3 separate regions of the Homo sapiens genome follow, and regions 2 and 3 are each linked to region 1. A link is a loop called in an ENCODE intact Hi-C map of the cell type or tissue named here. Cell type or tissue: PC-3. All regions are shown on one strand.

Region 1 (8,000 bases):
AAGCCAACAACTGTATAAAGCTTTTAATAACATAAAGAGCATATTATCCATGATTTTAAGGCTGGAAAGATTCTTAATCAAGACACAGAAAGCATGAAAAGGATTGATCGGTTCAGCTACATTGTTTTGGAACTCATCTTTGCCAGAAATCTTTATAAGGGGAGTGAGACAGCAAGCCTCCAACTAGAGAAGATATTTGCAACACATAATTGAGAAAGGACTGTTACAAATTAACCGGGTTTGGCAGCATGCACCTGTAATCCCACTTTCTTGGGAGGCTGAGGCACCAGAATCACTTGAACCTGGGAGATGTAGGTTGCAGTGAGCCGAGATCGTGTCACTGCACTCCAGCCTGGGCTACAAAGTGAGACTCTGTCTAAAAGAAAAAAAAAGAAGAAGGTGTAAAGAACTCGAACAGTTGAACTAGAAAGAGACTTCAAAAATAGGAAAACTGAAAGGAAAGTATACAGAAAAGATGCCCAGTCTCCTTAGTATTTAAGAGAAGTGCAGACTAAAACCAAGTGAGATATTAGTTACATTTAAAAGTCTGTCAATTCCATGTTGGTGTTACCCCTTTGGAAAATTGGTTTTTTTATCACCTAAAATAGTTGAGCAGGTGCTTATCCTATGGCCCAGCAGATTAACTCGTAGATACCCTAGAAGTTAGGGTAAATAACCCTAGAAAAGCATAAGCAAATGTGTGGGGGAGGCATCTACAAGAATGTTCATAGCAACGTTTTTTATCATAGCCTAAAATTGGAAACAGCCTAAATATCCCTCAGTAGTAGATTAGATAAACTGTGGTATATTCATGTAGTGGAATATCATTCCATAGGCCCAATTTGTGAACTACAGCCACACACACTCTCACACGCATGTATCACAGTTATAAAATCAGGTGAAAGAAGCAAACGCAAAAGGATATGTATGCCATGATTTCTTTTATATGAAGTTTGGTAAGAGCCAAAACCGAAAAATATGACTGGGATAAATACTTAGATTGTGAAGTTACAAAGAAAAGCAAGGCAATGATTTCCACAAACTTTAGGATAAATGGTACCTCTTGGGTGTGAGAGGAGGAGATGATTATGGGGGGAATTTTAAGGGATTGGTAATGGGTGATGGATACACTGGTGTTCATTCTTTTTTTAAGTGTGTGTATATACAGAATACACTTTGTTATGTAATAGTTTTTGTAAGATGCATTTTTTGTACATTTCTATGCCAGTTATCTGTAATCATGATGAAGTGGTTGATTTTTTTTAAAGGAAAATAAAAATAACCAAAATCGATAAAAAGAAAAAGACCTGATTGATTAATATTATGGAAACAGCATCAGACCAGCTACTTTTATACATGAATTCTATCGAGGAACGTGACCCACTTTTTAGAGTTCCACTTTTGTATTTCCGTACGTCTGTTGCATATTACCCCTGATCACATTAATAGGGTCTCCAAATTAACATGTCCAAAATCAGTGTTTTTATCTTTTTGCTTTTCCAGTGTGTCACTTGATAGTCTGTTTGTTCTTGGTTGACTGCCCTTAGTTGACTTATGACTGCCTCTGTAATTACCTTATAATGATTTCATTTTCCTTATGTTCTCAGCTGTTTTCCACTTCCCTTCTCCCCCAATCTCTTACTGCTCCACAGGACCTCATGTCCTTTTCTAGGGTGAAAACAGCCACTGAACATGAATTATTTCAGTTTACCTTTCCTAGGCTTGAATGCTTCCCTGTTGCTTTCAGAATAATACTTATACTTTTAAAAAAGGAAATGTATTATAGCTATCATCACTTTCACACTTTAAAGCAAATAAAGTTTTTACCACTTCATACTACTAACATTGCTCTCTCTTGTACTATTATACTTCTCTAAGTTTTCCTTTCTACCCTGATGACCGTTGTGCATTTCTTCTTCCATCCTTGCCTTTCTTCTTTCTTTCCCCTGGGGCGTAGGGGGGAGCTTACATATAGGTCTTCCCTAAGGTGCTGTCCTTAGTCTGCATCTTTCTTCTTACTAATTTGTATGTAAAATGAGAATTTATATGACACAGTAAGTATGTTTTCTACTTGGGTTAATAATATCACTACCCTTCCTGGCATGCAGACTGAAATTTCTTGAGTTCTAGCTTCTTCCTCATTGCCTGTATAGCCAGTTGACTAGCAAATTTCATTGATTCTTTCCAAAACTTCAGAAAATTTTCCTCATTTTCATTGACATGACCAGCTTTATTTGCCTTGCTTAATGTCCTCAGATGTGGTTTGCCAGTGGTCTGTGATGCAAAAGTAAATTCATCGTACCTTTTTCCAGCTTTATTTCCTGCAGTGGATCCTTTATGAAACCTGTATGCCCAGCAAAATGGAATATTTTTCTTTGACAGTTGCTGTTTTTGCCTCTGTTCTTTCCTCTCACTATTCATTCCCTTCACCATATCCCCCATCCCTTCTACCTCTTTTCTCCTTACACAATGAGTCTTAGAAAGAAAGATACGGAAGTGAAAATTACCTTTTTTCAGGCCAGATTCTTAGCCTCAAAGATATCTGTAGCATTTCATTTGTATCTTTTCTGACCCTTGTTTCTGCCTTGCTTTAAGATGAACTTTGAGTGTTTTATTTCTACTAACTAGTTTCTCTATTTCTTGGGATCAGGGAGTCATCTTTGTGTCCCAGACTCAGAAGAGGAAATCATATACTGTTCATGTGAATTAATGGGGAACAAATACAAAGAAAAAAACCACATTTTCTTTTTATTAGCCTCTATTTTGGGGGTGGGGGGTGGGAAGTGGGTAGGGGTTTCTAAAATCATTAAATTTTAGTTAAGAGCGATCTTACCACTAATTTATTCCAAGACCATAGTTTTATGAACAAGAAAAATGTGCCTCCAAAATTTAAGTGGATTCCACTGTATCACACTGCTCACGTAATTTGTGATTTCCAAAATTTTATTAGTTTTTTTTTTTTTTTTTTTTGAGATGGAGTTTCACTCTTGTTGCCCAGGCTGGAGTGCAATGGCGTGATCTTGGCTCACTGCAACCTCCACCTCCCGGGTTCAAACAATTCTCCTGCCTCAGCCTCCTGAGTAGCTGGGATTACAGGCGCCTGCCACCACGCCCAGCTGATTTTTGTATTTTTAGTATGGACAGGGTTTCACCATGTTGGCCAGGCTGGTCTCGAACTCCTGACTTCATGATCCGCCCACTTCGGCCTCCCAAAGGGTTGGGATTACAGGCGTGAACCGCCACACCTAGCGTGGTATTTATTTTTTAGAAATGGGGCCTCGCTGTGTTGCCCAGACTGGAGTGCAGTAGCTATTCACTGGCCTGAACATAATGCACTGCAGCCTTGAACTCTTGGCGTCTAGCCATCCTCACGCCTCAGCCTCCTGAGTACTGAAAATTTTAAGGTCATTTTGCCTTCAGTCCCACATGGGAGCAGGAGTCCTAGGTGAGCTGGGGTTGCCATAACCATAATTGAATGTGAGTCCCCTGGCAGAAAGGTAACCTCCTTTTCTTTATATGCGCTCATAGAAATTCATTTATCTATTCCTATTTCTCTTTTCTCCCCACCTTTGGCTTTGGTAGCTGGAGCTGGCAAGAAATCTTTCTTATTTTCTGTAATGTGTTTTATAAATTATGTGTGGTCTAATGATTATATGGTTGTAAGAAAAATACCATAAAGGAAGAGTGTTTGTCCTTAGTTTTCATCTTTAGTTATCCATAAAATCTGAACTCTACCCTGAAAAATTTGTCGTCATTGTATTTTTCATCTTTCCTCGATATCTACTTGTTAGTTCAATACTATCTTTTATCAATTTTAATGTACTGTTCCAAAGAACATATTTGTTACTGTTTTCATAGGGAATTGAGCAGTAGGACGTTTTTCTTACAGAATTAAACTTACATTTTTCTCCATCCACTAGATGGCTCAAGTGCACCACTTTGGCAGCTCAGATTGATCCTTGCTTGCTTTGCTTGTAGTTTCTACTTTGAGTACTGTTTGCTTTTTAAAAACTGGATGAGCCCTTACCTGAACCTAGCTTTACATATATGTGATGGCAGATTTCCTCGCATTTTCTGATTATTTACAGACTTCTGAAAAGCTGGTGAAGTGTTCTTCATATCAGTAGTAAAAAGTGCATTACAGTGCTTAGAAGATTTTGTTTTTTGCTTTTAAGTTATTTTAGACTTTAATTCAATTGCCAATAATCTATTTAGATTTCTTCAAACTAGGCATGCAGTTAATAATTCATCCATTTCTTCCTGATTCATAGTCATTTGGAGTCATTTTCCAGCACATGGTGGTACCTCAGGAGTTTTTGAGGCACACGGGGCTATTTGCTTCAGTTCTGTAGTAATATTTATTTAGTGTTTTTGTGCTTGGAATTGTATGGGGCAGTGGAGGGAAATACCAGGATGACTAAAGAGGATATTTTCATCAGCAGGGAGCTCACTGCGTTAATTCGTTTCCTTAAGTTTCCTTTTTTATTATTTTTTATTTTTATTTTCCCTGAAAGCACACATTGGTATCTTGAGTTTTTGAAGCCAAATAATGAGTATAATGAAATGGCTCATTAGAGCTTATGTTTGTAACCAACCCTGAGGAGAATTTTGTTTTTGACATTGACCCTGTTGATATTGCCTGAAAAAATTTAAAAAAAAAAACTGAATTCTTTAGAAATATTTTATGCTTATGGCTTTCTGTTTTGAGTTAAGTAAAAAGGAAAAGGAATTAAGATTTGTTGAATGCTTATCATGTGCCAGTTTCTTACTTAATTTGATGCTCTCAATAATTTGGAAGACAAGTACAAATATCTCTATTTACAGATGAAGAAACTAAGGAATCAGAAGTTGCCTAGGATCAAAGAAACAGTAAGTTAGAGAGGCAAACTCTTTGTGATATCAAGGGTTGTTTTTTATTTTTTTGCCCAAGAGAAAATAATTATTTTCTGAAATGGCAGAAACATTTGTAATATCAACTAGTTGGATACTTTCATATCCTAAAGACAGAAAACTCCAAACAAAGGATTGATTGCCTCTCACAGTTGATCTTTGAGATTATAAACAAATATTCTTGCCAAGCTAGAGCAATCAGTCATACTGGTATCTCTTTTACAGATACCTTTAGAATGACAGCAAACACTATAAAATTGATTTTTCCAGAGAAAGTGTTTGCACCTAATAATCTTATTTTTCAGGAATAATAACTGAATTATTTCATCAGTTTGAAAATATAGTGTACGATTTAAAGGAGAATGGCAAGTTATTGATGTAAATACACATTATTTACAATATTATAACTAGATTACATTACAAATATTGTAACAACAATTTGTCTTTATAAAATCCCCTTGATTTCTCTTTATTGTTTAAGAGTCCTTGCAGCTAAGCCGTGTAAAACAGGAAATATGGCTGTTTGCCAGTGTTCTTAAGGAAGCAGGAGTGAAGTAAAGCAAACAATACAAAAGGGGTTTGTTTAAAGGATGTACTTAATTTCTGTGTGGCTGTGGTATCATTTTTCTGGCTCTGTTGTCTTTGTCCTTTTTCACTGCAAAGTTGAAATTGTACTTTCACAACTATTAAAACAAAAATAACCAGTAATGCGAACTGAACCCAAAGATATCTAAGATAAATATCCTCCCATGACTGTAAATTTGTATCCTCCATATCACCTTAGAAATTTTCGTATGCATTGACTAGATTTATTGCTATTTTTGTTCTTTTTTTATGTATTATCAGATATTGCCGTCAGTACTATTACCGCATTTACACAATGTTGCCTTGTGTGGAAATTCTAAACCTTTGCTAACTCTTGGTAACCAAAATAACGATAAACTAAAGAGATTATTATCCCATCTTTTGAGAGAAATGTAAAATTATTCATTTGTCTATAAAGAATCTTTGACAAAAGTATTTTTTAAAGCATATTGAATCCTAGCCATTTTATTATTATTAGCTGTGTACCTAAATGATATTTTAGATATGAGTATAAGGAAGACAAACTTTAGGTTGTCAAAGAATGAGCATGTCTCATGTGTTACAGTCATGGCATGACAGTTGGATTACAATTATCTCTTGATGAATCAACTTCATCTAAACCTTAATTGCATATTAAATTATTTAGTCATTTCCTGATTCAGTAATGAGAAGTCAGAATATATAGTAATTTACTGGGTAGCATGTTACATGCCATAGTTTGCGGAATGTACTTGATCAGTAAAGTCCACAGTAAATCAAAGACAAATGAGAAAATTCTTTTAGAATTCAGTTTTTTTTTTCTTAATTTGAAGTCACTTTAAATGCTCTTATGTAATAAGAAAAGAACCCTAGGTATATTTAAATACTTAACCTGCTATAACTTTTTGTTGGAAAGGAGGTAGATTTTTTTTATGAGTATTTTTTTCCTATGGGAAAAAAAATAACTTTGGTGATGCAGTATGCCTTTATCTGTGTATTGTTAAAAACTAAACTAAACAAAAAAAACCCCTAAGAACCTTTAAACTTAACAAAGTTTATTTGAGCAGGAAAAAGGTTCTAGAAGCAGACAGCACTCTAAGATGGTTCAGAATACTACCACTTACAACTGGTGAGCTGTTCTAATAACAGGGAAAAATAGGAAATGTCATACAGAAATTACCTGATTGGTGCAGGTTGGTGTTTGCCTTATTTGGGCATAATCTAGCAGCTTTTAACCTGGGATTGGCTGAGACTCAGATGTGTGGTTATAAGGGTATACTCCTAAGTTAGGTTATAACTTGTTTACACATCAAGCTAGAGTACAGTTAATAGTGTATGGAGGCAGCTTTGGGCCAAATCTGATTGAACAGTATAAAAATAAGTTTTGCAAATATTTATCCTTACCACATGAGTTACATCCTAATATTCTTTATTCTCTTCTATTTCACTAAAAAAAATTCAAATCCACCAAATTCATTTCATGGCCCATCGGTGTGTTGGAGCTCATTAGTTTGGAAAACACTGCCATATAGGGTTGAAAAATTTTTTTTCTTTTTTTACCCTGTTAACAACTGACTAGTCTGAAGGAGCTCAAATATTTGGAAAGCTTTATTAGTGCAGTTTAGTAGCTGGCTTTTAAAAAAAAAAAATTGCTTTCTAGAATCCTCCCTGCTACATAATCACCAAATGTTATTTCAATATTGTTTTCCTAACTTGAAAATTTAACTGAATGACTAGAAGGTGTTGGACCAAGAAATATCTGAAGTACCAAGCCCACAAAGGAAAATTTAATATTGATTGAGGTATCATGGTTATTTGTGCACCCTTAAAATTAAGCCAATTTTAGTTAATAGAAGTTTCAGCTGGGTGTAGTAGCGCAGCACTTTGGGAGGCCAAGGCAGGAGGATCACTTGAGGCCAAGAGTTTGAGACCAGCCTGGGCAACAGAATGAGACCCCATCTATACAATTTTAAAATTAAGCAAGCTTGGTGGTACACGCCTGTAGTCCTAGCTATTCAGGAGGCTGAGATGGGAGGATTGCTTAAGCCCAGGAGTTTGGGGCTGCAAGTGAGCCATGCTTGTGCCGTTGCATTCCAGCCTGGGTGGCAGAGTGAGATCTTGTTTAAAAATTAAAAATAAATAAATAAATAAATAAATAAATACATATATATGTTTACATATATATATAAATTTCAAGTTAATTGTTTAAAGGATGTCATTAACCAAAACTAAGCATCAGTCTTTGGTAATGAAAGCATTCTAAAAGTCTTTCTTTTAGATAGATTGAAAAGTCTATCTTGCAGACAAAGATAATTTTATTAATCATAAGTAACATTATTATGAAAAGTATTTGTGAATATTAATAACTCAGTTTCTTCACTTATGTTGAGTTGCTTTACATGTTTTATCTTTGCATAATCTGTAAACTTGATGTTTCGTAGTTGACAGAATAAGTTTACAGTTAGATATATAGGTAACTTTTAGTTCAATGTTTTAAAAATTGTGTCATGAGAAGTATAAATAAAATTCAACGAAAGATACCATTT
Region 2 (8,000 bases), 140 kb after region 1:
AAGAAGGTGGTGAAACTGTGTGAAGTGATACGGGATGCTCCGTTACTATGTGGAAAAAGTAAATGGATGATATATACTCAGAGGTGCATAGATCTGCATGCCTATTTCTGGAAGGAGGAGCTGGATACTGGGCCCCAGGCTAGCTCCCAGAAGAGAAGGGAGGGTCTCAGGAGCAGGGGAGGAGCAGCTTCCTCTCAGGAGAGGCTCTGAAGTGCTGGCATTGGATTCTCACAGGCACAGATGACTGTCTTGATTGAAGATTGTGTTTATTTTCATTGCTGAGAGAGTCAGGAACTTGTGTTTGGTGCTGGAGAAGTTAAGCCAGCCCTGTGTTTTGAGTACTTTTAATTTAGGAAAATGCCCCAAATGTCCTCCAAATGGTTTCAGCTCTGTTCCCCTTTCACTAGCTTATAATCATAGCAGAGTTTCACTTCTTAAAACCAGCCTCTCCCTAAGAATCTTCCTTTGTGATTCTGGGGATGCTGGGGCTTTTAGGGGATCAGTGTGTGATCTTGCCCTGGGCAGTACCTCGTGGGGGAAGGAGGACTCTGATTTTTCTCCCAGGGACAATTGCAGAAGTGAAGAGTGTGGGAACAGCTGGGGAATGCCCAGGCACTGCCAAGGGGTGGTCTCTGCAGTGCAGTCAGAACTTTCCCTTCTCCATTGAGAATCTTACATCATGGCCTTACCCTGTTGTCTTCAGGACACGTCCCAGTTTGCTGCTTCCCACTGGGCTCCTGCTTGATGAGCGGAGAGCACCTTTCCAGCCCCAGCCAGCTCTCCCCATCTCACCGGACACTCCAGGTGCCCTGCCCTCTTGCTTATTGCCAGGAAGCACCACATTCTTCATGCCTCCAGGTGTTTGCACATGCTGGTGCCTTTCCCACCTGGCCACCTGGCAAACTCCTACTCATTCATCAAGACCCAGCTCAAATATCCCTACTTCTCCCTCACCTTCCCCAACCGTTGCCCTTCATCCACTCCCAAATTTCCATATCCCATTCTTCCTCCCATAAATATTTATTGATGGTCTACCATGTGCCAGACACTGTGCCACATACTGGGGACACAGCAGTGACAAAAGCAAGAGTCTCTGCCTCTCAGAGAGTGGCCCGGTAGCGGAGACAGGCATTAACCAACATCATCAACAAACTCAAAGCAGTCAATGCTAGGAAGGATCCCGGGGGCCTACTGGGGTCAGGGATAAAGGCATAAATTCAGAACAGCATCCTCTCAGCCACCTCCACCCACGGCTTGGGCTCGCCTGGCTCTGAGGCTGATTGGACGAGGCCCCCTCGTCTCCTGACCTTGGAGAAGCCAGGACTTGGCCAGGCCTCCGCAGTAAGAATGCATGGCTGAGACTGGAAAACACCAAGGAACGTGGTGCCATCACCAATGTAAAAATATTTGGAGGGAGAAGAAAATAAGTTAAAACAGCAGCATGTTAAATGGAATATGTTAACTGTCAGCTGAAGACCATGTTCCGAAATGTTCAAGAGAGGGGTTGTGGGGACGAATGGTGGCCTGGTGGCTGATGTAACTGATGCTGAGTGACCTGGAGGGAATAACGGATGGCTCAACTCATTATTCTAAGGAACAAAAAAGGAACTAACATTTATGAGGCACCTACTCAGTGCCAGCTTCCAGTGTCAACCTGTCCAGTGACTCTGTGGAGGGGAGGGCTATTTATTTCTACATTGGTATAAACGATGTCAGTCTCAGAGATTAATGAGGCCCCACACCTGCTGCTGCGGCTACTGCTGCTACCGTCACTGGCACCACCACCCTGCTAACACCACGTACATGCTTTGTGAAGCTCCTCTCCCAGCAACTCTGGGAAGTACAGGCTATTATCCCGCTGTCCTTCCCTACCATCCCATGGTGCCGGGAGAAGCCCAGGCCACTGGGTGAACCTCCCAAGTCCAGGAGGCTGGTAAGTGATGGAACTGCAATGTGCATCGATGTCCCCTCCTCAGCCCAAGTCCTGCTGGCACCTACCTGGAGTGCCCCTTCCGGGCCTCCTGGGGTATGAGTGGTGCCTGCACCTCCCCTAACTCCTGCTGGAGTGCTCTGCTATGAGTGAACACATCAACATTTGCTAAATGAGTAACTCCGAGCAATGTGGCCTAATAGGAAGCAGATATGAACCCCGGCTGGCCTGTGCCTTTCTCTACTTTGGGTTGCTATTGAGAACGTTTTCCCCCAACTAACAGTGTGTCTTAACCTGGGTTCCCTAAAATCAAAGCCTGAGGAAAAGGTTATTGTTCAGGAAGCTATCCCAGGGAGAAGTGCGGGATGGGGAAGGAGGGATGGGAAGGAGGGAGAGCCCCACAGGGAAGCTGGATAAGCTGCCTGCTGCCCTGGGGGCCTGGGGACTCCATTTGGCCTCATGAAATGTGTGTCAGGACTGCCAGTCCTGGGATGAAAAGGGGAGGAAGGATCCCCTGGCTCCAGTCATCCAATGGCCAAGGGTGATCCCTGGAACCTTAGCTCCCCACTCTCCAGAGGGCTGGACCCATGCAGGAAACCTGAAGGGCAGGGAGGCTGATTCTTCCAGTGAGACCACAGGTACTTCCCAAGACTCTGGTGTGTGCAGGATGCTGTGCTTGACATATGGGGTGGCCTGGATGGGGTGTGTGGGTGAACAAGGGAGACAAGGCCCCCGCTCTCCTGGAGAACCAGCCAAAGGACAGGGAGCCAACCAAGGTGGCAGGGAGAGCTCAGATGGATGGGATAACAGAAATGGGGTGGGTCAGGAAAAGCCACTCTGGGGAGGGGATCCTCTGGCTGAGAACTCAGGAACAGCAGGGGCTGGCTTTCTTGCACAGATCTGGTCTGGGCACAAAAGGATGAGCAGGGGAGGCGGTTGGCAGATGGACAGGAGAACTGCAAAGGCCCCGAGGTGGGAAAACTCCTGAGCTCTTCTGTGGGGCTCCGTGGGCTGAGGAGGGCAGGAGTGGGTCAGGAGCTTAGATAGGAAGTTCTGGCAGGTGTCCAGGGGAGGGAAGCAGAGGCTGGGGCCACATGGGCTGGGATGCAGGTGGTGACAGGCACCCAGGCTCAGTGCCTATCTGGATCTGAGACTCAGCAGAACTTGCTCATAAGTTGGGGGTGAGCTGAGAGAGGGGGTGGGAAGAGTCCCGGTAGTGATGAATTGAGAGGAAATTTGAGAGCATGGGGTTCAAGCACCTGGGTGTGAGTGGAGCCTAGGCAGGCAGAGGGGCCCAAGCAAGCAATGGGGAGAGGGGGTGCCCCAAGTCCCACCACACCCTGCTTTCTCTGTCTCCAGAAACTACATTTTATTATTACTATTATTTTTTAAGACAAAGTCTCGCTCTATTGCCCAGGCTGGCATGCAGTGGCACAATCTCGGCTCACTCCAACCTCCGCCTTCTGGATTCAAGCGATTCTCCTGCCTCAGCTTCCTGAGTAGCTGGGATTACAGGTGGCTGTCACCACGCCCAGCTAATTTTTGTATTTTTTAATAGAGATGAGGTTTCACCATATTGGCCAGGCTGGTCTCGAACTCCTGATTTAGGTGATCTGCCCGCCTTGGGAAACTGTACACTTTAGACTAAATATAATAAATAAATAAAAATCAGTCTGTAATTGTAAGCATCAAACAAAATATGCTGGTGGCATCGCCCCACTCCCATCCCACTCCCCTAATCCATCCCCACCATGAGACCACGTCCAGCAGCTCCAAAAATACAGATGCAGGAGTCCCGTGCGCCTGACTCTGCTCTCCTGGCTGTCCTGCCAGGCTGTCTGCTCTCCTGCCACCGAGCCCCATCCCCAATTCTGCATCACAAAACCTCCCAGAGCCAGGCTGGAGGTGGCTCCAGAACTCCTCCTTGTGGTTGGGGCAGGACCTGGCTGGCCATTCCCAGTTCCTTCCTGGAAACCTAGGATGGGTGGATGGGGATCCCCTGGGAGGATTTTTGCCTCCCTAGAGGTGTGTTCAGACGGCTTCTCCTGGCTGGGATGGAGAGAGGGGTAGGCCAGGAGGGCTGCCTGGTGGAGGCATGCTGGAGATGTAGCCAAGGCCTGTAAGGAGCCTGTAAGGGCTGGTTGGAGAAGCTGCAGCCCAAGGGAAAGTGGCTTGACAAATGGCAGAGGCTGCCAGGGCCTGTGGCTCTCCACACCCGTGTTCTACCGGCCCAATACTCCGTATCCCAGTTCTGCCCCCTCTCTGGCTAGTCACGCAGACATTTGTTGAACCACAAAATCTATAGGCATGTGAGAAACTTCCCTAATTTGATTTGGCCACCACGTATCTCTCACCGACGCTCCTTCCCTCTTCACGAGGAGTTCCTGTAAGGTCAGGCAGCAGTGGGCCCTCCTCGGCAGCTGGGTGGGACCTCAGGGCCTCAGCAAATGTCCTTCCCACTCTTTTTCACTCAAGTTCTTTAGGTTCTTATAAAAACAACATATAGTCAGGCACCGCTTAGTGACAGGGATACGTTCTGAGAAATATGTCATTAAGCAATTTTGCCATTGTGCAAACCCCACAGAGTGTGCTCACACAAACCTAGACAGTACAGGTACTGCACACCCAAGCTCTATGGTACAGCCCATTGCTCCTACAGTACAAACCTGCACAGCATGAGACTGTGTGGAATACTGCAGGCAATAATAACACGGTGGGAAGTATTCATGTATCTAAACATAGAGAAAAGGTACCATGAAAATACAATACTATAATAGGATCACTGTCACATATGCAATCTATTGACTTAAACGTCATGATGTGGCACATGACTGTACTATTTTCATAAGCTGCCTCCTTCCTGGAGGCCAGGTATAAGCATCCAGACACGTAAGAAGTACCCTTGCTAGTGCTAGGATAGAAGTTTCACAGGTTCACTGTCATCCAGCACCATTCCCTAGCACAACACCAGGAGGCAGCCATTCACATGGTAGTCTAAGTGCATGCGCCCCCACCAAGGCAGCCACTCTCACTGTAGTCTAAATCAATGGTGCCCTCTGGAGGCAACATGGTAGCTTATGTGAATGGTGCCCCTAGAGTTATGTGACACGAGGGCCTAGATGTTCTCGCATTCAAGCCTGTAGACAACCTTCAGGAAGGTCTTATTTTTCCATTTTCTGCAGAAGGAAACTGCTCAAGCAAGAAGGCCAGAGCTAGGATTTTATGCTTTGTCTGCTAGACTCTTAGTTCAGCGCTATTCCCCTTGGCAAAGCTCACAGGGCTGGGGAGCAAAACCTGAACTCCTCCAGCCTCTCAGGGCCTCCCACGCCCCCCACCAGTACCCCAGCAAGATAGGGTTCAGCACTAATTTTGGAAAACACGCTAAAAAATGACCTTGTTCCCAAGCACCATCATCATCTTAGCCATCCACATGTGAACTTGCAGAGCCAGAAAAGCTGCCAGACCCAGGGTGACTCCTGTCCCTTCCATACACAGAGCATCACAGTAACACCTGGTTTATCTAGAAATCACCCATCTGTCAACCTCATCCATCTAGAGTCCAAGGACACGCAAAACAATGATTGGGAAAGGCCAAACAGGTGAAGGTCCCCTATGAGCCAAACGACTGACCTTCGAGGGCCTTACTTGGGGCTTGCTGACTCTTACTTTGCATACATTTCTAGCAAGTGCAGTTCACTGCTTTATGATATGCGTAAATTAGAACAGGCAGTTAAAAAAGGATTGGGAGAGCTGACAGAGGCAGCCATGCTGACATCAGGAGGTGATGGCTGACAGCAAGAGAAGAAACAGGAAATGCCAGGACTCAGAAAGGTTAGCCTTTTGGGGAAAGGGTGAGCAACATCAACATAAAAGTCAACCGTGCAGGCACACAGAGTGAAAAGTGAAAAGTCAGTCTCCCTCCTGCCCCACACCTCTGTGTGCTGGGTCCTCTCCCACAAAGTGGCACCTGTGAGCAGTTTCATGTGTCCTCATGGGACAGTCTCCACCCATGTATCCATGTGCTGAGGACACCAGGACAACAAGCAGTCAATCCCGAATTTGCTCACAACCTCAAGTGGGGGCGGCCACAGGCTAAAGAAATCACAAAACCTCCCATTTACTTTGTAATTCGCTTAAGGATAGGAAGCCACCAGTAACAGCCCCCACTCAGCCAGACACAGTAATTACACCGTGAGCAACTGAGGCTCGGAAATACTGGGGGGTGGGGGTGGGGTGGGGGTGGGGGTGGGGGGGGATCTGAACATAGAAATGCCAAGTCCCTTGCCTGAAGCCCTGTAGCTGCTGAGTCATGTGGACCTGCTTGTCTTGGAGGCACCTGCTTCTCGGGCCATCCCTGCCTTCCACTGGGATGGTCAGACTCCAAGTGTCAGGGCTCAAAGGCTGGGGTGGCCACTCTCCTTACTGAGGCGGGTTTTGTTCATTACATGGTAATGCTTTGAGAATCCCAAAACCACCTGTGGGACTTCAGCCTCTGGCCCAGCTTTCACCCCAGGCATATTTGGACTCCCAGGCAGAACTTCCCCATCAAAGGTCACTTTTCCTGCTGCAGTTGGGTATAACAGCCTCACCACTGCTCAGGTAGCGGCCATGTGTGCCTCATGACCAGCTGTTACTGGGGACATGTTGGGGACCTGCTGACGACAAGTGGCTATACTTTTAGAAAACTCAAAACTCCACTTCAGTGCGGCTGGCATGGCTGCCCAGCAAGGGCTGCTGTGTCCTGGCTGCCTAAGCCTTTCCCACCCGGGAGGGGGTCCCATCAGCCACTCCCAGATCCACTGTGAGGCCCACTGCAGGCCCTTGTCTTCAGGCATGGGCCAGGACCAGCAAAGTCACCTCCTTTTGGAGCCATGTCTGGCTGCCTATGCAACTCATGGGTAGGGATCCATGGGAAAAGACAAAAAAATGGGAAGTCATCAAACCCTTTGAACAGATGGGCCCACTGCCAGGAGCTCTAGCCACACCCGCATCCTGCAGGGCCAGGGAAGGCCAAAGCAGGCTGCCCAGCCAGGCAGCTGTGTGAGGAAGGGCCTGAGGGTAAATTGTATGGGAGGCACTGCCCAGGGCAGGGTACATTCACATAGCAAAGGCTCTGACAGGTCCAGAAGCTGGGAAAGCCCTGAAACTGCTCCACTTATCCCAGGTACCACAAAATGCATTGCTAACTAACAGTGACACCAATCAACATGCCAGAAGCAAGCGTTCCTAAGGATGCCTTGTGGGTACCACTGGGGCAGGGGAGAGAGATGCAGTTGGTGAGGATACCACTGTTATCTAATGGGAAACAGAGGTCTGCCCACAGGGGAAGGCAGAGAATGCCCGCGGCTCTGAAACTGAATGCTAAAGGCTTTATTCTCCTGGGTTCCCCCTGTTATTCTTTGCTCATTGTCAGTCCACCCAACTGTAGCTGAGCAGGCTCTGGGCTGAAGTCTGACGTCAGAGCTGGGGGTGTGGGGACAGCCATGAGAAGGGCAGTGGTCTCACCTGCAGAGTGCAGCATGCCATCCTGCACTCAGCTGGCGAGCCTGGCGCAGGATGTGCTCCTGGCCAGCGTGGGGGACCAGAGTCTCTGCTGGACCCCATGGGGCATCGCTCAGGAGCACCCAGGACAGGGAGGACACCAACATCCCCAGTCAGTGGAGCAGAGGGGACACCTCCAGCAGAGGCCAGAACAGGATGCCAGGCACAGCGGAGCTTTGTTCTGATGTCTACCATCGATGGCTGTGCAGACGCTCCATGAATGACACTGTTGTGGTATTTTAAGAAGATTCTACAAATAGCACTAACTTGGAATGGGCCTCAGAGCCAGGCTCATGAATGCTCAAGTCGAAGGCGGGCCAGCCTGGGAGCTCCAGCCAGGACAATGGGGCCTCACAGCAGAGGCAGGGCAGGATGCTGGGTGACCCTGGCCTCTTCCGGGGCTCCACAGCCTCATTTCCCCCAGACTCGCTGGGCCCTCCCCGCACAGCCCCATCCTCCCCACTATCAGTGCCTTCCCAGAAGGTTATTGGAAAGGAGAGGCTCTCTGAATAAAGGGAGGGGGCCGTGA
Region 3 (8,000 bases), 190 kb after region 1:
CTCTGAAGACTGGTTGGAGCTGAAAACCCAAGACCTCAAAGCCATCCCTGTCCAGGCCTCCTATTGCCTGCAGGATTCCCATCTGGTGTTTGGGGAGTTGGGGGGGAGGCCCCAAGGAGCCCAGTGGGAGGGAAGGAGCATGGACCTCTGTGGGAGAGCAGAGAGCTTGCCAGGCCTCTGAATGGTACAGCTGGCCCCCGAGTCTCCTGACCCTGATCTTGAGAAATATGGGGCTCCCAGCCCAAAGCAGACAGGTGCTCCAGGATGGGGACTAGACCCAGGCCTCAGAGCAGCTGTGGTACCCTTCACCTCCTTCTGCACCAGAAAACAGAGCACTCTCCTCCTCCTCCTTTTCCTCAGATCCAGGGTGGCCATTCACGTCTTCCTCGGGCTAATCCTCAGCACTGCACACTCAGGTCCTTCCCCACAAGTAGGAATTGCTCCTGAGTGTGGGGGGCCATCGGCTCGGTGCAATGTTGTTGAAAAGGCATCCCGTCCTGGCCCCTTGTCTGGCACTTGGAAAGGGCAAGGCCAATGATGTGACACTCAGCCCTGCAGAAATACAGTCATGGACCATCTGGAGCAGTGAACATTTGACAGAGACTGGCTGTTTGTCTTCTACTCTCCCCTCTGGAAGGCACCCAAGTTCCTTTGGAGTCTCCTTGCCCCCACTAGGCGAAGTCTTGGGAGGGCTGGTCCAGATGCCAGAGTGGATAGGCCCTTCCTCACCACCCCAGTGTAGTCAGGGGTAGGCATGTAGCTTAAGCACAGATACTGAGACTTTGGGCTTTCGGCAAGTGAGCCATGCCGGGATTGCAGAGCCAGGCGAGATTCAACCTTCCCAGCACAGAGTACCACCCGCTCGCCCCTCCCAGCTCCTGGCCCCGTGACAGCCCAGCCGCTTGCCCCTTCCACAAGTGTCACTCCCATCACATCCTACCCCCTGGTTTCTGGTGAATTTCCCCTTTGCTAGAGTTAGCCAGAGCTGGCTTCTGCAACCTGCTCCAACCAGGACTCTTAATCTCCACTCCCCCGGCCCCACCCCATTTACGGTTACTCACTAGAAAGACTTATGGTTCTGGTCTCAAGCCTGCAGCCAACCCACTTGGTTCCCTTTGATAGCACCAACCCACTTGGTTCCCTTCAATAGCATTGTGCTAATTCCAGAAGACGGATTTTAGCAATGAGTTACAAAGCTTAACGGATGACCTAATTCATCTCACCAAACATGGCCGTTTTTTGGGGACAGGCCTGCTCTGGGATCTTAGCAACTCTTTTTGCCCAGAGTGCCAAAGCAGGCCTCTCCACTCCCCACCCGCTCCTTGTGGATTTAAAGGGAGGCCTAAACTTGGCCTGGGGCTGGATGCCCACATCAGCAAAAAGCCCAGGTCTGAGAGGCCCCCAGGATCAAGTCTGCAAGGAGCAGACAGCTTTCAAAGGGCTGGGAGGGGCAGGGTTTGCCAGGCAGCTGCCCTGGCAAGACAGAAGTACCAGGTGGGCAGGACCTGGGGGTCCTTGAGTCTCAGTCCCTTTGTGGGGCCTGGCTCCTTCATGCCTGCCCCGGGGGAGCTAGCCTCAGCAGGCTGAGGAAGAGCAGGGCTCTGGGGTTAGAGCTGGCTCAAGCTGCAGTTCCACCGCTCACCGGCCCTCGGATCCCAGCAAGTTACTTAGCTTGTCAGAGTCCCAGGGGCCTTGCCTGTTAGATGGGTTAGTAGAGGTTAGTCCCAGGAGTGTGGTGAGGATAAACGTGGTGTGCTCAGCTTCATTCCTTAGAAGGAACTCAGTGAATGTTTAGCCCACTAGCACTCATACACACCTTGGTCTACAACCTCAGGCACTCAACAAATATGATATTTGTTAGAAAGAATCATGTTAATTCTATCTCCAAGCCCTATGTTCCCAGGCTGGAAGGGAGCTGAGTCCCAGCTACTATTGAGATGGAGGGAAGGGGTCCTCTTTGCTGTGGTCAGGCTTACATGGGGCCTGGCAATGGGATGGGCTGTTCTTGGTCCCTCCTGGTCACCTGATGTCTTTACCTGCAGTCACTTGGGGCTGGAAGCTAGGTAGCTCTCCTGCCTTTCTTGACCATGGTGTGTCTGTCTGAGGCGGGACCCTGGTGTCTGGAGCCTGCTTTCCTGGTGGCACCATGCCTATCACCTTCCTGGGGCATTGCTGGGGGCAGGGTGACCAGTCTAGGGGAACGCCTCTTTCCCGACCCTGTCCACATCAATTATCTGGGGTGGGAGAGCAGGAGATTTCTGCTTTCTGCTGCAGAGACCTCACCTTCCCCTGAGGCAAGTGGCCTAGGGATTAAAAAGGGCCAGGAGATCAAAGCACAAACCAGCATCTTATACATTATACGGTCCTCCTCCTCTTGGAATAATAATTATTAGAATTAAAACATTGGTTATAGCTTTGCCTGCCCCCAATTAACTCAAACCTCCTCTCACTCAGTCCGCTTGTGAGGCCCATCTCATTCACCCTTCCAGGATTCTAAGTCCCCCACTATCTCTACACCAGGGGCAGCCTCTCCACCTTGGACCCTGAGCCCACTCAGCAGTGTTTTTTGCAAGCCCTCCAGATGAGGCGGAGGCTCACTAAAGCTTGAGAACCACTGCCCGACACCATTCTCCTGCCACAGAGGACAACTTTTCATTCTGGCAGAAAGCTTAACCTCCTGTTGCTTCCAATCCTTACATTAAATTCAGTTACCTATGTGCTGAGCGCCTTGGAACTAAGGTGTGAAGGAGACACACAGACCCCGTGCCCACTGTGCTTGCCCATTGCTGCTTCTGCCCAGCTGCTCTCCCTGATTCTTCACCTGGCTGACTCTCACTTAACCTTCAAAGAGCAGGGTCGTTGTCACTTTATCCTGGAAGTCCCATGCACTCCCTGCGTGCATTAGGGTCCCCTCCTCCAGGCTCACACAATTGCCTTTTTACTCTCCTCCTAGCCTTTCTCATCCTGTGAGTCAATGTCTGCCTTCCTGCCTGCTTCCTGAACTTGTTAATTCTGTGAGGGTAGGAAGGTGTCTTTCTTACTCCAAGGTAACAGATCATTATACAGAATGGCAGGACTACTGACTGTTCACCAAACCAGCCTTGCCTTCCTCCTGGAAAGAGGTGGACTCCATTTCCCAGACTCTCTTGCTCCGAGGTGTAGCCATGCAACTGCATTCTGGCCAATGGGCTGTGACGGGATGATGGGGCCACTTCCAGGCCTGGACCAACACATCTCCCAGGCATGATGGCCTCCTAGCATGGAAACAACTAGGATACTTTTGCAAGCCACAGGTTTCAGATGGCGAAACCATGAAATAGGAAGATGCTGGGAGATCAACTGCCTGCCAATCACAAGTGTTCATTTTTGACTTTATATGAAAGACAAATACATTCTTGTGTCAAGATCCTGAGATTTGGGGGTTATTCCAGCAGTTCACTTACCCTAATACAAAAAAGCTAAGCTCACTGGAGAATAAACATGAAATGGTTTTACTTTCCCAATAACTATGCCTATCACTTCCTACCTTCCCTTTGAGTCGTTGCTCACTTGGTGATTTTCCCAGGGTCCAGAGTGTGTGCCACTCTTAGTTATTCTAACAGTCTCATTAAGGATCTCTCCAATCCTTAATTCTGTTCCCTCACATCTGGTTCAAAGCTCTTTTTGTGCTGCTCCCCCAGCACTGTGGCCCTCACGGACTGGGGTGTGCTGGCATAGATAGGGGTTGCTTCTCCTAGACTCTTCCCTGAACTGCACCCTGGGCACTGGGGTGGGAAGGAGGCAGAGGGGAAATGTAGACCTTTCTTTGCTTGCCAGGCAAGGTTGCAGTTCCCTCCCTGGTGGACGGTGTTGTGAACTGGGGCAGGGGCACCCTCCCAACCAGCTCCTCTGGGCACTGGGGATCTGTTGTGCGTTCTGACCTCAAATCTCAGCTGACTTCCTGCAGGTGGCATCTTGCCTGTCTGCCCTGCACTATGAGAATTCTAGAAAGTCTGAGGGCCCATGTCATCCTCTTTTCTCCATCAGTGCCCAGGCCTGTGGTCCCACAGAGGCTTCACATTCTGCTCCTCTTGAGAACTGGATGCTTACGGCAGGAGGTGTGCCTGGCAGAACCCCATTTGCCATCAGTCCTCAGTCAGATTTTCCTTGCCTGGGTAACCATGAAAAGCAAATCTTGTGTGTAAGCAACTGTCCAAGCAAGACACAAATGCCAGTCACCCTTTCTCTCAGCCTCCCTTAAACTTTATAAGTGGTTTTCCTGCGTGTCCCCGCAGCTTCAGGGAGGAGACCGTCACCTCTGCCCAAAGCAATTGCTCCCACCTCTCAGTACGCTTTATATACTGACCATGTCGGGAAAGCAGTGGCAGGCCACAGCCACAAGAGGACAGAAGTCCCACTGGCACTAAAGCCCCCTTATAAGAGTGTTTTCTCTGTGTCTTGCTCAGTGGCTGGATGTGCAGGTTCTCAGGTGCTTTTGGAACCAGAGGTGTATGCTGTATCAAGTTCCAAGACCTCCCAGCCCAGATGGGAACAATGCTAGAATCTGTAGGAGGCCCCATATGGCCAGATGTCTGTGTTGGAGGGCAATTTTAGTGTGTGGCTTTGGAAGCCAGATGGCTTGGCCTCAAGCTCCACTCCTATCTAGCTGTGCTGGCTGAAAGGCTGGGGGTGGGCAACAGGGCCTGCACTTTCTGGCCCAGAACTGGCAGATCTCTCCACTAGATGGCACTCACAGTATAATGTTTCCTCATTTTTAATTCTACTTTGAAAACATTGTCATTTTTTATACCGTTGAATTGCACAAATAGAACTATGGCTTAAAATTTACGTAGTTAATTCTAGGCATGACCTTCCTTGGAATTCTGTCACATTTCCAAGAGTTGTCAAGTTTTTCCCCCTCTTGGGGGTGCTGGTTGGAGAGTGAGGGACCCATTGTGGTGTGACCAGTACCACAGGCCAGCACAGGCATAGCCTGGAAGTGATCCGGGGTTTGTCCTCCTTCCTCATATCCTGCCCTGATTTCCTGGCCTAGGCCCAGACCCCAGGCGGGGCTGTTAGGCTCCTTCCTGCGCCTGTTAGTTCACTGCTCACAGAGCCTGCCACCTGGCACCCTCGGAACTGTAGGAGAAGCCCCTTGTCCCCCCAGATGCACTTGCCACCCTTCACCCACCCAGCCTGGATTTCCTCTTGGTCTTTGCACATTTACCCCGGGGGCTGTGCTTGGTGCACACTGGCATGGCCCACTTGGTGATACTTCCTGCTCCTGCCCCCAGGTAACTGTGCTCAGCCTAGTGAGGATAAGTCCTTATTGTGCCTTGAGCTCAGGAAGAAAATGTCCCCAGACTCCCTAATGGCAGAGACTGACCCCTGCTCATCTCAGGGCCCTGCAAGGCTGGCTCAAAGCTGAGGTCACACGAGAGGTTTGCTGAGTTGGATGTGAATGGGTTTCTTGGCCTTCCTGTGACTGCACGTTGCTGTGGTTTAAGGTGGGTTCATCCAATCTTCTTATTCGTTTTTAGCCCCAACATGGCCTATAGCTGAAGCCTCAGTCAGCAACTGCTGTAACAGGAAGCCCACCCTTCTGGGGTCAGGCTGACCTGGGAGGGTCCAGGCTCCTGTACCTGCCAGCTGTTTGGCCTCAGGAGATTCACCTTACCCCTCTGGCCTGACATCTTCATGGGCTGTGAAGGATGGGGAGCTTTGCCAGCTGCAGCCAGAACCAAGCATGAGCTTCGAGTGCAGCCTCCCAGGTCCCATCTGAGCAGGCTGATAGGAAGCATCCTAAATCCGGAGCCCCCAGTGGGAGGGGAGCAGAGGGGACCACTCTTGGGCCCCGGGCAGCACTGGCATTGTGCTCTGCTCTGCAGATAGCTGCGCCGCACTCTGCAAAGGCTGACTGGACCGCTCACCGCCCACCACCCGTCCCGCTCTCCCTGAACTGCTCAGCAGCTGCACAAAGGCTGGAGGGCAGAGATGGGCAGCTCTGGGGAGCAGCTCGCAGGATCTGCAGGAACCTGATGCGCAGGCAGGCTACTGCTGCTGTGCTTGAGACAAAGGAGTTCAGGAACTTTCCTTCCCATAACAAAGTCCTTAGGCCCAGGTGGGGAAAATGCTAGAATCTGTAGGGGTCCTCAGATGGCCAGATGCCTGTGTTGGAGGGCAAGGTAAGTGTGTAGCCCAGAATGTCTGGGCTGAAGCCCCAACTCCGCCACTAGCTGTGTGTCTCTCTGGGGATTCTTTCTAATCTCCACGGTCTGTTTTTGTACAATAGGTCTGACGACATTCCCTATCTTAGAGGGATGTTGGGAGTATTGTGGGAGGCAGAATAATGGTCCTCAAAGATGTCCATCTTCTAATTTCTGGAACCTTGTGACTATGTTACCTTATATGGCAAAGGGTCTTCTCCTACCGCCCCCAACACCCCCAACACCACTGGCAAGAGTCAAATAAATTCTTGTAAATAGCTCTGACCCAGATAATGAACATGCACACAGGTGATGTCCCTTATCTGGCCTATGGAGCACACACTCAGTGCCTTTCTGAATTGATGGCTGGAGTGTGTTGACCTCTACCTTCTAGTTCTGGCCTTGAGTCACTACCCCTGTCCCCAGAGCCAGGGGCCACACCCCTCGCCTAGATGGCAGGGCCCTGCCTACGTCACTACTTGCATTTCTTCTCTATCTGAATAGCTGAGGCCTTTTCTCCTGGTTCCACAGTCAACCTCTGTTTTCTACTCCATACCCCAGGATCCCTTTGTTACCACCTTCTGATGTGCAGTTTTACCACAAAGATTCTTGCATTAGATGAAAAGGAATACCCAAGTGAAACCATAGGTACTTGAATTTTGCACAGGCGCGTATAGTTGGAAAGGGTGTTTCTGCACTTCAACTTTTGCCTGTGCCCCTGCGAACTCTGGTATGGACAGGACAAAGGTAGACATGCCCCTATCCCAGGCAGGATCTTCTCATACCTGTTCCCAAAGAGCCTCTACTCATGGCCTGAGCCTGGGGTGCTCCCTCAGTGGACAGCCAATAGATCATTTCTCAGGGTGGCTGGGGTGGCTTTACTGCTTTGCGACCAATCATAGATTTACTGGTTCACTGGGCCACAGTGAGGCCCTAGCACACTCAGTTCACAGCCACCACTTCCCAGGATGTCTAAATTCAGCTGACACTCTTGGTACCCTTCCCAGACTCCTCAGCACTCACTGTTCCCATCACGCTGCCAGTGGTCTCCTTCCTCAAGCATCTGCAACTGTCCCTGAAGGCTGTCTCTGTCTGCAGAGTTTTGTCCATGTGAGGGTAGGCTAGAAATGTCGGTTACTCCCCAGAAAGCAGTTCTCAAGGACTTGGGGGGTGGGAGTGGGTGGGTAGAGCCCCAGCCTCACTTCTTGGATGAGACCCCTCTGAAGCCTGTTCTGCACTGTGTCCAGAAGCCCCTGTGGGAACTGAGCTAGGATGCCTGCAGCAGCAACCCACTCACTAGCATGTCTGGGCTGGCTTTCTTCCCTTCTCTGACTCCCTTCCTCATGCCAGATCCTTGTCTCAGGCTCTGCTTCTAGGGGAGGCCAAGCTAAAGAAAACACTGGCTGACAGCAGAGCCGGCCCTGCCATGTACACTGGCTTCTCTGCAAGGCACTTTTACTTAGTGCATTAACAACGACATTGTCAAACTTGGAAGTTTAAAATATTGTTTTGTAACTGCTAACGTGACAGTAGAGCAGTTCTTTAGGAAAATTATTCCCCTTCCTCCTGCCACATCCCAATTCTCTGCCTTGGAATTTATAATCATCCTTACCTAAATATTCTTGATCTGTGCTAGTGTTTTTCCCTGGCTTTATTTCCAGGTATTGTGTTTAGATTTTCACCCTGAGATGTTCCCATTGACTAATTTCTTTCCTTGCATTTATCGTGAATTTAAAAATCCTCGTTTCGCATTACCCAAAAGCTCATTGTCCAGATAATTGATGGGACTTTCTAATTTCTTCCCCATGTGAGTAT

The links. Peaks named below come from ENCODE experiments on the same cell type or tissue, not always from the same donor. Only the 100,000 strongest peaks of a DNase experiment are listed, where the experiment ranks them.
Region 2: it touches region 1 in a loop (13-fold over the local background); 63 of 110 quality-filtered maps call a loop at or near these places.
Region 3: a loop joins it to region 1, with 20 times the contacts of the local background. A loop is called at or near these places in 24 of 110 quality-filtered maps.

What each region holds. Positions count from the first base shown.
Region 1 is chr10:48,359,788-48,367,787 of GRCh38, forward strand. All of the region lies in intron 1 of MAPK8 (mitogen-activated protein kinase 8), which reads left to right. Among named protein-coding and RNA genes, the nearest start is that of MAPK8, 57 kb to the left of the region's middle. In PC-3, CTCF peaks have their summits at 3,934 (motif pointing right) and 4,135; DNase peaks (open chromatin) are centred at 3,944 and 5,434; H3K4me3 peaks cover 555 bases; H3K27ac peaks cover 1,867 bases; H3K27me3 peaks cover 1,760 bases.
Region 2 is chr10:48,501,752-48,509,751 of GRCh38, forward strand. The region is part of intron 3 of ARHGAP22 (Rho GTPase activating protein 22); the gene reads right to left. Among named protein-coding and RNA genes, the nearest start is that of ARHGAP22-IT1, 5.8 kb to the right of the region's middle. RefSeq lists an enhancer at 6,219-7,204. In PC-3, CTCF peaks have their summits at 3,864 and 4,970 (motif pointing left); a DNase peak (open chromatin) is centred at 4,950.
Region 3 is chr10:48,547,313-48,555,312 of GRCh38, forward strand. The region is part of intron 3 of ARHGAP22 (Rho GTPase activating protein 22); the gene reads right to left. Among named protein-coding and RNA genes, the nearest start is that of ARHGAP22-IT1, 40 kb to the left of the region's middle. In PC-3, a CTCF peak has its summit at 4,721 (motif pointing right); a DNase peak (open chromatin) is centred at 4,719.